Linked DNA regions of Homo sapiens: region 1 is linked to region 2. Evidence: chromatin contacts called from ENCODE Hi-C data. All regions are on one chromosome and are shown on one strand. Each heading gives the region's core, a stretch centred on a gene start or an enhancer-like site at or near the end of the contact. The rest is flanking DNA. Distances are from core to core; before and after follow the strand shown. Region 1 overlaps IQSEC1 (IQ motif and Sec7 domain ArfGEF 1). Region 2 holds the start of MKRN2OS (MKRN2 opposite strand).

Region 1 (5,873 bases), core at 1,620-4,119, 360 kb before region 2:
TAGCCCGAGTGAGCCGGCGGCTGTGTCCCGTGCTCTCTGTGCGGCCGCGTCCCTGTGCTTCATGCTGATGAATGAACTTGCGCGGAACCCTCTAATCTGTCTGGCGCCCCCTTGCCCACTGTCCCCGGTCTTGCTTTCCCTGCGGGGCCTCCTCTCCTGGGAAACCCGGGCCTCGTCCAGCCCAGAGGCCATTGAGCAGCAGCCAGGGCTGGCTCCGGGGTCCGGGAAAGCCCTGGTGGGAACTGTGATGTTGTGGTTGTTTCTTTGTTTCTGTGTGTGTTTAATTTGCTGCCAGCTGTTTAACCCCCAAGCAAGCAGCACCCCTGAAACTGCCTACATTCCTGGGAGTGGGGCACCGGGAGCAGCAAGGCTCAGGGGCTTTTGCCAGCAGCTGTGGCCCAGGCTCTCCCTTGTGGGGCAGGAGAGAAAAGAGGCACTGGCCGACCGGTGGGTGCCGGCTCGTGCCGCTGCAGGCTGTGTTGCTGCTCAAGGAGTGTACGGGAGGGTATCGTAGCCGCCCTCCGCCGAACAGTCTGTCCACCAGTCAGCGAGCTTCTCCCAGGAGGGGCCCCGGGGACTGCCTGGGGCTGCAGTGGCCCAGCTTGTCCCACGCAGGTCTGCCCCAGGAGCCTGGTGTGCCTGTTTTGGGAAGACCCCCCCATTCCTGGGGTTGCCTGCCCCACCTGCCCCACCTTAGGACTCCCTCCCGCACCTGCCCGTCAGCAGCCTTGCCTCCCCTCAGCTTAGTCCCTCTCAGGCCCTTTGGAGTCTGCCCTTTAAGTTGGATTTTTTCCTTTGTTTTCGTTTTGTCATTATTATTATTATTTGCCATGGTAAAAAAATCAGAAATTCATTGCCAGTTGCCAGCATGAGGGTTGAACCCAGGGCTTCTCAACCTCGGCTTGATTGACATTTTGGGCCAAGTGACTCCTTGCTGGGGGACCGTCCCGGGCTTGGCAAGATGTTTACTCGCATTCCTGGCCTCTACTACTGGTTGCCAGTAATATCTTCCCTGTCATGACAGTCACTGATGTCTCCAGAAATTGCCAGGTATCCCCTGGGGGACAGAATCATCCCTGGTTGAGAACCACTGGTTTCCCCAGTGGCCTTGTGAAACACAGCTAAATGTCACTGGACTGCTTTGGGCCTCTGCAGGCTGTGGGCTAGAGCCTCCGTTTGAGTTTGTGCAGTGTGACAGGCCCTGCCCTCTCCCTTCCCTTAGCCCCTCTCAGGCAGCAGCAGTTCTGCCAGAACCGAGGCCCTTGAGCGCCATCCGCCCCAGGGCCCAGCAGTCAGGACCTCAGCTGTCCACCCTCTGCCAGAGCTTGGGGGTTGGACAGCCACGTGCCGGCCCCAGGTTCGTGTGAGGGGTGGGCCCACGGCCAGCTGCTTTCATGTAGTGTGACGATTGCTGTTGTCATTTGGGAATTCTGAGCTCAGACGGACAATAGGGACTGAGACCCCACCCTGGGCCTGCCATTGAAACAAAAGGAGGAACAGATCTCAGGGACCCCCCTGTACCCCGAAAGGTTTGGGGGTGAAGCGAGGTGGGGTTTGAGTCCAGGCAGCTGCCGAGGCCCCAGGCTGGGGAGAGGCCACCTGTGATCTCCCATCGGGACAGGCAGGTGCTGGCAGCCTTCCTGGGGAGGGGCAGGGCTGGCAGCAGGAAAGGTCAGATGTGCTCTGGACCAGATGGGGGCTGCAAGCTCCCCAGCGGCAGCATGGCCCCACCTCACTCACCACGGCCCTCACAGCACTGAGCCTGAAACACCACGATGAGCTTGTGGAAGAGGTGAGCCTGCGGACAGTGTCCCCTCCATGTTTGACACGTCACTGCTCCTGGGGCAGGAGACCCTGAGAGCAGCTGTCCCAGGTCTGCACTCGACATCCATCCAAAGGAGGACATACCACAGACATGAAGCCAGGGGACTGATGAAGTGGCCGTAGATGGTGCCTGAAGGAACCCATCCTCAGGAGACTGCAGAAGCCTCTGTTGTGCCAAGAGTTAGAGGGAAGGGGGCTGGCGCCGGCCCCACTGCAGTGCATTGCCTGGCGTCTCAGCCCTGGTCTCCCTTGGGCTAAGACTCCCCACCCGGTGCTCATTCCAGCGGCACAAGAGTCCTGCTGACCCAAGACCAAGGACCCAGCAAGGACTGTGGAAACAGGGTTCAGCCAAGTGGTGATGGACACTGACCAGTGGCCCCCAGCGGCCCTCCTGCCCCTCCCTGGCCAAGCTGCCCAGCTCTGAGTCCTTACGGAGAGGACCTGCCTGCAGCAGTCTCCATGTCCCGTTACAGGGGAGCAGTGACAGGCACCAGTGGTGGGTGGACAGAGAAGCGCCCCTGCCACGTGTGAAGCAGGCCAGGGCCCAGAGAGGGTGGTGCTTCCTCTTGCCCTGGCCACATCCCTCCCCACCATGTCAGGCCCAGCAGAGAACATGGTGCAGCACGCAGATGCCAGAATCAGACAGCCTGAGCTCATCCCCCACCTCCGCCTGCCCTCTCTAGCGGTCAGACCCTGTGGGCCCGTTTCCCCAGCTGCAGCGAAGGAGTCGATGCATGGAAAGCCTTTCAGGCATGCCTGGCTCAGGCAGCGCCGGCCGAGTGTGCATAGCTATCATTTCTGTTATGGTCACTGACACTGAGCAAGGCCACCAGCCCAACCACAGCATTGTTGAGGGTCACAGGACGAGGATCCTGGGTGGGCAGGAGAGCACTGCCACGTTACGCCCTGCCCTGACTCTGAGGAAGCTGAAAAGGTTGTGAAGAATCATCCTGGGAGCCCTTCAAGAAAAATGGTTCCAAGTCCCTCCAGGCTCTGCCCAGGGCTGGCTTGGCCTGATCAGCACGTGTGTGGTGTGAGCCACTATTCTGGCCTGCCTGACTTCATCAGCCGGTGAACCAGGGCAGGTGTGGGAGGCTGCGTACGCATGGGATATCTGCACGGCTGGCTGTGGGCAGTTATGGTTGTGGGTGTACCTGTGAGCACAGGGCTCTAGGACTCAGCACAGAGGGAGCCCTGGGGTCACCCTGCATCTCTTGCTGACCTGAGACATTGAGAAAGTAGATTGTAAGACACTCAGCGTCACTCCAAAACAGCCAAGTAAGGAACTCCTAAGTGTTCACCCAAGTTGGGCAGGGTAAGGAGGGCCATGTTCAACTCCAGGTGGGGACACTATGTGGACCCCCAACCCCAGCCTTCAGGGCTGGCCCAGGTCCTGTCAGAAGCTATAGGCCAGCCAGAAGGAGTTGCCGGTTACAGACGGGGAGGCCATCTCCCCTCTGGCCCTGGTTTTTAGTCAGCCAGAGGAGTCCCAGGCGTTAGGGGTAGGCTAGAGAGCTGATTTGAAAACCTAGAGACATTGGCGCTCTGTCCCTCCACATTTCCACATGGCGCCACAATGTCCTGAGTGTCTGATGGCCGTGGCCACCCAAGAGGGGGGTGGAGGAGGGAGGCCATGTCCTGGGAGGCTGGACTCTACTTTGCTCCATGTCCCTGGACCACTGTGTTGGGCAGGAAGGGAAGAAAGGTCAGCCCTTCTTCCCACACTGGCTGAAAAATAAGGAAATGTGAGCCTCCTCTTACTTCCGGCTGAGAATTAGGGCCAAGGTTCTACTTGGCTGTCCTAGTCTTCAGCAACTGGTGTTGAGCCCTCTTGCCCTGATGTGCCGTGTGGCCCTTTCCCAGTAGTGGTCTCTGAGGGCCACGTCACACAAGCCAGAGCCACCCAAAGCCCTTTGCTGACCCCAACTCCCACCTGGACCTCTGGTTTGGGGTCAGCAGACAAGGCAGAGGAACTGGACTCCCCTGAGTCTGTGCTGTGATGCCCAGGCCGAAGCCATGCCAAGGCACAGCCCAGCACATTCAGATGGCACGGGGAGGCTCGAAGCCCACAGCACTTCCTCCACCTGTCACTGGCTGGTGGCCTTGGGCTAGCTGGGAGGTGCAGTAGCTTTCCCAGAGGCTGGGGACGGGGCACAGTGGGGAGGCCCAGCAGTTGCTTCCTTCTTCCAGGCTCCTGGGCCCAACCCGGCCTAGGGTCCAGCTCTGAAGGCAGCATGGCCAAGTTATCCAGCCTTAGAGGCGGTCGGGTGAGCAGGTCTGGGTGTGAACCCTGCTGCCTGTGAGAATTGGGCCTCAGTGTTCCTCTCTCTGATATGGACACAGTGGCGCCTATAGGGTTGACATGTCCAGCGCAGCGCTCAATACATGGTGATGCTGCCCAGATGGAAGCTTCTAGAGTGTCAAGTGGGGAGGACTGTTTCTCTCTCCCTCTTCCCATCCCCACTCCCAGAGAGCTGGGCCCGTCATGCTCCAGGCTTGGTGTTCCTCAAAAAATCCACGGAGAAGTCCTCAGGAGGGACTGTGGAGGCTGGGCGGGGCCAGGCCGGGCCTGGGCCCTACGCACCCAGAGCCAAGAGGAAGACCTGGCCTTGCTCTGACGGACCCCGCATGCCGAGTGCCTACTGTGTGCTCTGCGCTGGGGCGTGACGAAGATGCTGGCAGAGACCTCCTGGCTTAGGGAAGGCTTTGTGGCCCCTTTGGGGGGTGGTACCAAGCAGAGGAATCCCAAGCTGGAAGGCGGTTTCCGGCAGTCCCCAACCCTGTCTCCTGCCCCTGGCCAGGGCACTGCACAAACCAAAACTGAGCTCCTGCGGGCAGCTGGGAGGAAGCGGGGATGTGAAGTTGTTTCCTCTTCACCCTCAGTGCTCGTCCTGCCAAGGAGGTGGGGGCATATATGTGTGTGTGCGGATATACACATATATATGGCAATCACTGAAGGTAGGCATGCAGTACCTGCCATGCTGTTTGCAGCTATGTGGAAGCTGCCCTCACCCCTCCCCATTCACCCGAGTCAGGGGTGAACACACAAGTTGGGGGCGTCAGGCCCACCTGTACACATGCCTCAGCCCCAGGGTCCCTCTCAACAGACTCCTGGTCCAGGAGGAGTACAAAATTGGGGCTGGTTTAAAAAAGAATTTTTTTTTTGCTTTTCGAAAACTTTATTTTTAAAATTCATTCTTGCACTGCTGCTGGCTTCCCCACTGAGCCCCTCCTCCGACCCCTCACACCTGGCTCCTGCGGGCAGGTGGGCCCGGCACCTGTGCCTGCTCCCAGCAGGGGTGCAGGCTCCGTGGCAGCAGCGTGGCACCAGGCAGGCAGCACCCCCAGCCTCATGTCCGCGTCTAACTTCTGGTATTGCATGTTCTGGGCAGGGAAGCGAGGGCGTCGCAGCAGTGCGGGATCGCTAGAGAGCAATGTGGAAGTAAGTAGGAAGCGCCTCTGTCCAGCTGGCTGTCCTGTGTCGCCTTCCCCAGTCCTCAGTTCATATCTGTTGTCCTGGTTTTTTTTTTTTTTTTTTTTTTTTGGTTTTTTTTTTGTTGTTTTTTTTTTTGGCTTTTCCTTCCCCTACTGCACAGAGATGCAGACACCCACTCCCTGCCCCTGCCTGCCTGGAACCCTGTGCATGTCAGCTTCTCCTCTGTGCCTAGAAATATCCATGCCTCTCACCGCTTGTTTTGGACTCAACAGTGGGGGTGGTTCTGGATTTTGTGTTTTGGTTTCTGCTTAACCCCATCACCTGTGGTCCCTGAGCATGGTTGACCATCCCCAGCTTCCGGCACCCCCGCCCGGGCCACCCGGCTCCCACTCACCCTCCACACTTGCTGTTGGATGTTTTTGCTGAACCCTTGACTTCCACGCCCGCCCATCCTCATCGCTTTCTTCTTGGAGTTTGATTGCTGTGTGTCTGCGGCAGGACACCATGGAATTGCTTAGCTTGTGGGAGGAGGAGTGTCTTGAGAGAAAGAGATTCAGTGTGGATTTCATGATATTTCACTCATCCTCCGGCCATCTCTGTATTACTGTTCACA
Region 2 (5,778 bases), core at 1,031-3,530:
GCCTTTACCTGCCATGACACCTTCTCTGTGGGTCTCCCCCTTAAGACTGCTTATCTTTGGAATTACAGGCATCAATTAGGCCTTGGTTAAAGTGTAGTACAACCAAAATGTGGGTTCCCATGAAATCTGAAATGAACTAGACCTGTATCACTGATATTGTGGAAAAGTTTCCAAGATGAGGCAAAAACACAAATTTCAAAACAGTATACAATATAACAATATTGAGGGTTTTTGTTTTGTTCTGTTTTTCTCTTGTCACCCAAGCTGGGTACAGTGGTGTGATAATGGCTCACTGCAGCCAAGACCTCATGGGCTCAAGCAGTCCTCCCACCTCAGCCTCCCAAGTAGCTGGGACTACAGGTACACACCACCAAATCTGGCTAATTTTTGTATTTTTTGTAGAGATGAAGTCTTGTCATGTTGCCCAGGCTGGTCTTGAACTCCTGGGCTCAAGCGATCCACCTGCCTCAGCCTCCCAAAGTGCTGGGATTATAGGTGTGAGCCACCATGCCCAGCCAATATTGAGCTTTAAAAGAATCTAACATACCATTAATTTTCTCCAGAAAGTAGAATATGGTGGGTGGAAATGTTATGTGAGAAACAAGGGGCATTACTTTTTTTCCAAATATTTTTATGGAATTGCTTATTTTATTTATTTATTTATTTATTTAGAGACAGGGTCCCACTCTGTCGCCCAGGCTAGAGCACAGTGGGATGATCTTGGCTCAAGGCACCCTCGACCTTCCAGGCTCAAGCACTCCTCCCATCTCAGCCACCTGAGTAACTGGGACTACAGGCGTGCACCAGCACACCTAGCTAAAAATTATTTTTAAATTGTACACCCCATCTACCCTGATGTGATTATTGCACATTGTATGCCTGTATCAAAATATCCCATGTAGGCTGGGTGCGGTGGCTCACGCCTGTAATCCCAGCACTTTGGGAGGCTGAGGCAGCAGGATCACCTGAGGTCAGGAGTTTGAGACCAGCCTGGCCGACATGGTGAAACCCCATCTCTACTAAAAGTACAAAAATTAGCTGGGTGTGGTGGCGGGCACCTGTAATCCCAGCTACTCAGGAGGCTGAGGCAGAATTACTTGAACCCAGGAGGCGGAGGTTGCAGTGAGCCGAGATCACACCACTGCACTCCAGCCTGGCGACAAGAGTGAGACTCTGTCTCAAAAAAAAAAAAAAAAAAAAAAATCCCATGTACCCTTTAAATATATACACCCATTATGTACCCACAAAAATAAGAAAATTAAAAAATTATTTTAAAATTGAAAAATTATATACTGCATATAATAAAATGCACAGCTTGATGATTTTTCACAAATGGAATACTCCCATATTATTAACACCCAGATGAGTCACAACAGCCCTGGACCCGAGAAACCACCTCTGTCCTCTCCCAGTCAGTATCTCCCTCCTGTAACCGCTATCCTTATTTCTAACAGGGCTGTTAACTTTTTAAAAAAATCCCCAGAACATTCTGGATGTTAATTTTTTTATAAGCAAAATTACTTTTATAATATAAAATGTCAAAATAAAATAGCCTTAAATAAGGATTTATTTATGCAACAACAAATGATCTAACCAATTCTGGGAACACAAAAGTAAAGGTCTCCAATTTCAAGAAGCTCACAGACTAACGGGAGAAACAAAACTAAATGATTAAATAACAGTTCTAGGCTTGGTGCAGTGGCTCATGCGTGTAATTCCAGCTCTTTGGGAGGCTGAGGAAGGCCTCTTCAAGTCCAGCCTGGCCAACATGGTGAAACCCCCATCTCTACCAAAAAACACAACAATTAGTTGGGTATAGTGGCGTGTGTCTGTAGTCCCAGCTACTCCGGGAGGCTGAGTGGGGAGAATCACTTGAACCTGAGGGTGGAGGTTGCAGTGAGCCAAGATCGTGCCACTGCACTCTAGCTTGGGTGACAGAGTGAGACCCTGTCTCTAAATAAATAAATAAGAGTTCTGACGGAAATATGAATCCAGCGCTGCCACTGCAAGGGAAGACTGGGGGAAGCTGACAAAACTTCCACAGAAAAGTGAGGCTTTAAAGGATGAATAGGAGCTGGCAGTTATCAGTTACCATAAACAATGGAAATAAACAAATAGAAACTAGCTCTTTAAGATACAGTCTATGGGGAGGCCTGGCTACTGGTTAATCCTATCTGGTTTGGCTTCTGAAGCCATCAGTCAGGATGACATCACCATTGATCAGGTTCCTTGGGGCGGTGTGCATTCGCCAGGTGTATAATGAGGAAAAGGAAGTCTCCGGAAACCTCCCCTAGCATTCCAGGAGGCGAAAGCTATGCACTGCGCAGAGGCTGGGAAGGCTTTAATTAAATTCAACCACTGTGAGAAATACATCTACAGCTTCAGTGTGCCCCAGTGCTGCCCTCTCTGCCAGCAGGACCTGGGCTCGAGGAAGCTGGAGGACGCACCTGTTAGCATCGCTAATCCATTTACTAATGGACATCAAGAAAAATGTTCATTCCTCCTCAGACCAACTCAGGGGACATTTCTTAGGTACAGTGTTTTTTACAGTGTTAAATTGCATTGTGCAAACTTTTCCTTCTGTTTTAGTCACTAAAGTTTCCTTTTCTTAATACATAATGTGTGAGGTTTGGTGGACAATTTTTTCGGTGCTTTGGCTTTAAATCCTGAGATGCAGTCCTACTGGCTTCATAAAAACAGATGGTGTGCATATGTTCCTGCAGTGACAAGTGCAAGAATATATGTGGAATATATGAAGAGTAAACCTGCTCATATGATTTTCAGAGAGAAAAATATGTGCTCAGAGGCTAACCAGGAAAATGACCCAGCAGCTAATCTTATCTAAATAATACCTTTACTGTCAGTTAATTTGTAGTTTCAGTGACAAACAGGTACAACCTACAGGGCCCGATGAACGGGCACTTGCAGACTATTTTGTATGGAGGCAAATTAAACTGAAGACTAGAACTGATCTATTTCCACTGTAGACACCACCTGGCTTTAAGAACAAATTCAGTTCTCTCTTGCTGAGAGCGCTAGCATAAACAAAAAGGATGAATTAGAAAGCAAAAGAAAGGATTATACCTTTTTTTTTTCCCCGAGACAGAGTTTCGCTCTTGTTGCCCAGGCTGGAGTGCAATGGTGTCTCAGCTTACTGCAACCTCCACCTCCCGGGTTCAAGCGATTTTCGGGAGCCTGCCTCAGGCTCCCGAGTAGCTGGGATTACAGGCGCCCACCACCACACCCGGCTAATTTTTGTATTTTTAGTAGAGACGGGGTTTCACCATGTTGGCCAGGCTGGGCTCAAATTCCTGACCTCAGGTGATCCACCTGCCTCAGCCTCCCAGAGTGGTGGGATTACAGGCATCAGCCACTGTGCCCCGCCAGGTTTATATTTTATTGTCCCCGTGGAGTTTACCAATAGGATTAGGATCGGCCCAGCATAAGCCAGGCTTTAGGTGAGCATGGGTCATAGAATGTTGGTGTATGCTTTAGGAAATATGTTCAGCTCCTGCGTATCATTAGTCTAATGCTCCCTAGAGTTTACCCTCCTAACTTCCTGTCCCCTCAAGAGTGCTGGTTTTGAATAAGAAAATGGGAGTTGACTACTCACCTTCCTGCCTACTAACTTCCTTAATTTCCTTCTGGTCCCTATGAGGATTAAATGAACCAAAGTATGTAAAAGGTTTTGGTCATACTGTTAGGTGCTAAATAGACAGCATCCCTGGGCCTTGCTCAGGGAGGCAGCCAACGCAGAAAGGACATTACAGGCTCTGGCGTCATAAAGCCCCTGATTCCTATCCTGGTTCTTTTAACCAGCTCCAGGTATCTCTGGTTCCTTATCTGTAAAACAAAGATTAAAACTGTTATTTTTTTTTTTTTTTTTGAGACCAGGGTCTTACTCTGTTGCCCAGGGTGGAGTGCAGTGGTGCAATCTCGGCTCACTGCCACCTCCGCCTCCCAGGTTCAAGCGATTCTCGTGTCTCAGTCATCCGAGTAGCTGGGATTACAGGTGCCCTCCACCATGCCCAGCTAATTTTTGTATTTTATTTTTTAGTAGAGACGAGGTTTCGCAATGTTTTCCAGGCTGGTCTCGAACTCCTGGCCTCAAAAGATCCTCCCACCTCAGCCTCCCAAAGTGCTGAGATTACAGGCGTGAGCCACTGCATCCAGCTGGCTCTATTTATTTTCTTGGACAGACTCTCGTTCTATCCCCCAGGGTGGAGTGCAGTGGTGCGATCATGGCTCACTGCAATCTCCACCTCCCGGGTTCAAGCTATTCTTGTGCCTCAACCTCCCGAGTAGCTGGGATCACAGATGCACACTAACACACCTGGCTAATTTTTGTATTTTTAGTAGAGATGGGGTCTTGCCATGTTGGCCAGGCTGGTCTCAAACTCCTGGCCTCAAGTGATCTGCCCGCCTTGGCCTCCCAAAGTGCTGGGATTACAGGTCTAAGCCACTGTGCTCGGCATCCTCCTACTTTAAATGCCAATTCTTCATGCCAAATACATGCAAACCAAAAAAAAACAAACCTTGTTTCTTTCAGAGAGTATGATGGAAGGTCTGATCTTCATGTTGGAATAACTAACACAAATGGTAAGTGCAGTTTTGTAGCTTAAAAAACCCCTACTACCCAGCAAAAGGAAAGCAGTATTTGTGGAGATTTGATTATGGCAACATCTAATAAGTGATTCCATTGTTCACTGGGTTCTTGTACTGCACCATGAGGTAGGCATTGCCCACAAATGAGAAATATTTGACTTTATGGCAAATTATCACTAACAATACAAAATATTTGAAAGCTCTTTAACGTTTTCTCAGTGAGGAGCCTCACAAACCTGTACATTTTTTATTGGTTTTTAAAAGAGGAAGAAATAGATGTCCAGTGAGATTGACTTGCCCAAGACCTCCCATCTTGTGTCTGAAGCAGAATTTGGAACCAGGCCCTCTGACTTCCAATCCTATGCTCAGCCGACTACCACTGGGTCCCCACATTCTAGGGACGTCAGGAGTAAAGCAGGATGTGGTGGGGCCTGCAGTGTTTTTTTTTTTTTTTTTTTTTTTAAGGAAAGTGAAGATTAAACAAAACTTCCTTTGGCCACCTATAGCTCTGAGGGCAGTGTGCAACCCTTCAGCCAGAAGCTTTCTTGTCTGCAGGAAAAGGTCCTGGGTGGAGCCACCTGCAGGATGTGTAGCCTGGATATGGTGAGGCAGGTGAGGCACCTACCCAGGCCTCACAGGTGAAGTCTAATAACAGCCTTTCCTTACCCGCTGAGGCAAGAGAAACTGATACTGTGATCAGAAACCCAGAACAGTTCTGGACTTAGTTACCCACAAGAACAGTCATACTTACCACTCATCTTTAGCAGGTGGAAATTTATTCCTGATTTAAGGAAACAAGATTGACCCATTGGTAAATAGAGAACTTCAATAAAAATATTGGAGATGATGATCCTGGTGCCTATCATTGTCTCTGTTTCCTGGGGGCAACTTCACAGCCCTCAACAGCAGGTAGAGCTAGAACTGGGTTTCTCTCAAGGAAATGATTGCTGATAACAGGGAAGGCTACAAAAATCCCTCCATGACTGTAGGCAAATCTAAATCTCATTAGGTGGATGGAAGATTCTAGAACCTCCACCCTGGATTTATGTTACGTAAAGTTACCACATGGCTACTGTCATTTTCTGATGTCTCTTTTTCACAGAGGTGTGTGTTTCCTTGGGGCTCCACATGACTTTGGTTTTGATTTGCAGGGGTTGTGTATAATTACAGTGC

What was found. Hi-C counts contacts between places; a loop is a spot of excess contacts on that map. Pooled maps may share reads with other maps.
Region 1: a map of heart left ventricle shows a loop between it and region 2 (4-fold over the local background). The contact joins the enhancer-like site here to the promoter of MKRN2OS in region 2. A Hi-C loop is called at or near these places in 2 of 168 maps with a recorded cell type or tissue (PC-3 and heart left ventricle), 2 of 37 single-sample maps with no recorded cell type and 6 of 50 pooled maps.

The regions. Positions count from the first base shown.
Region 1 is chr3:12,902,166-12,908,038 of GRCh38, reverse strand. It overlaps IQSEC1 (IQ motif and Sec7 domain ArfGEF 1), which reads left to right. Exons shown (of 14, transcript NM_001134382.3): 13 at 5,217-5,266. All of the region lies in intron 4 of LOC105376956 (a long non-coding RNA gene), which reads right to left. Among named protein-coding and RNA genes, the nearest start is that of LINC02022, 20 kb to the right of the region's middle. Within about 2 kb of position 2,869, at least 3 of the 41 ENCODE cell types and tissues checked have a DNase peak (open chromatin) inside an H3K27ac peak, as active enhancers do.
Region 2 is chr3:12,542,001-12,547,778 of GRCh38, reverse strand. It overlaps MKRN2OS (MKRN2 opposite strand), which reads left to right and starts at 2,280. Exons shown (of 4, transcript NM_001195279.2): 1 at 2,280-2,532; 2 at 4,550-4,599; 3 at 5,757-5,778. The coding sequence starts at 2,315.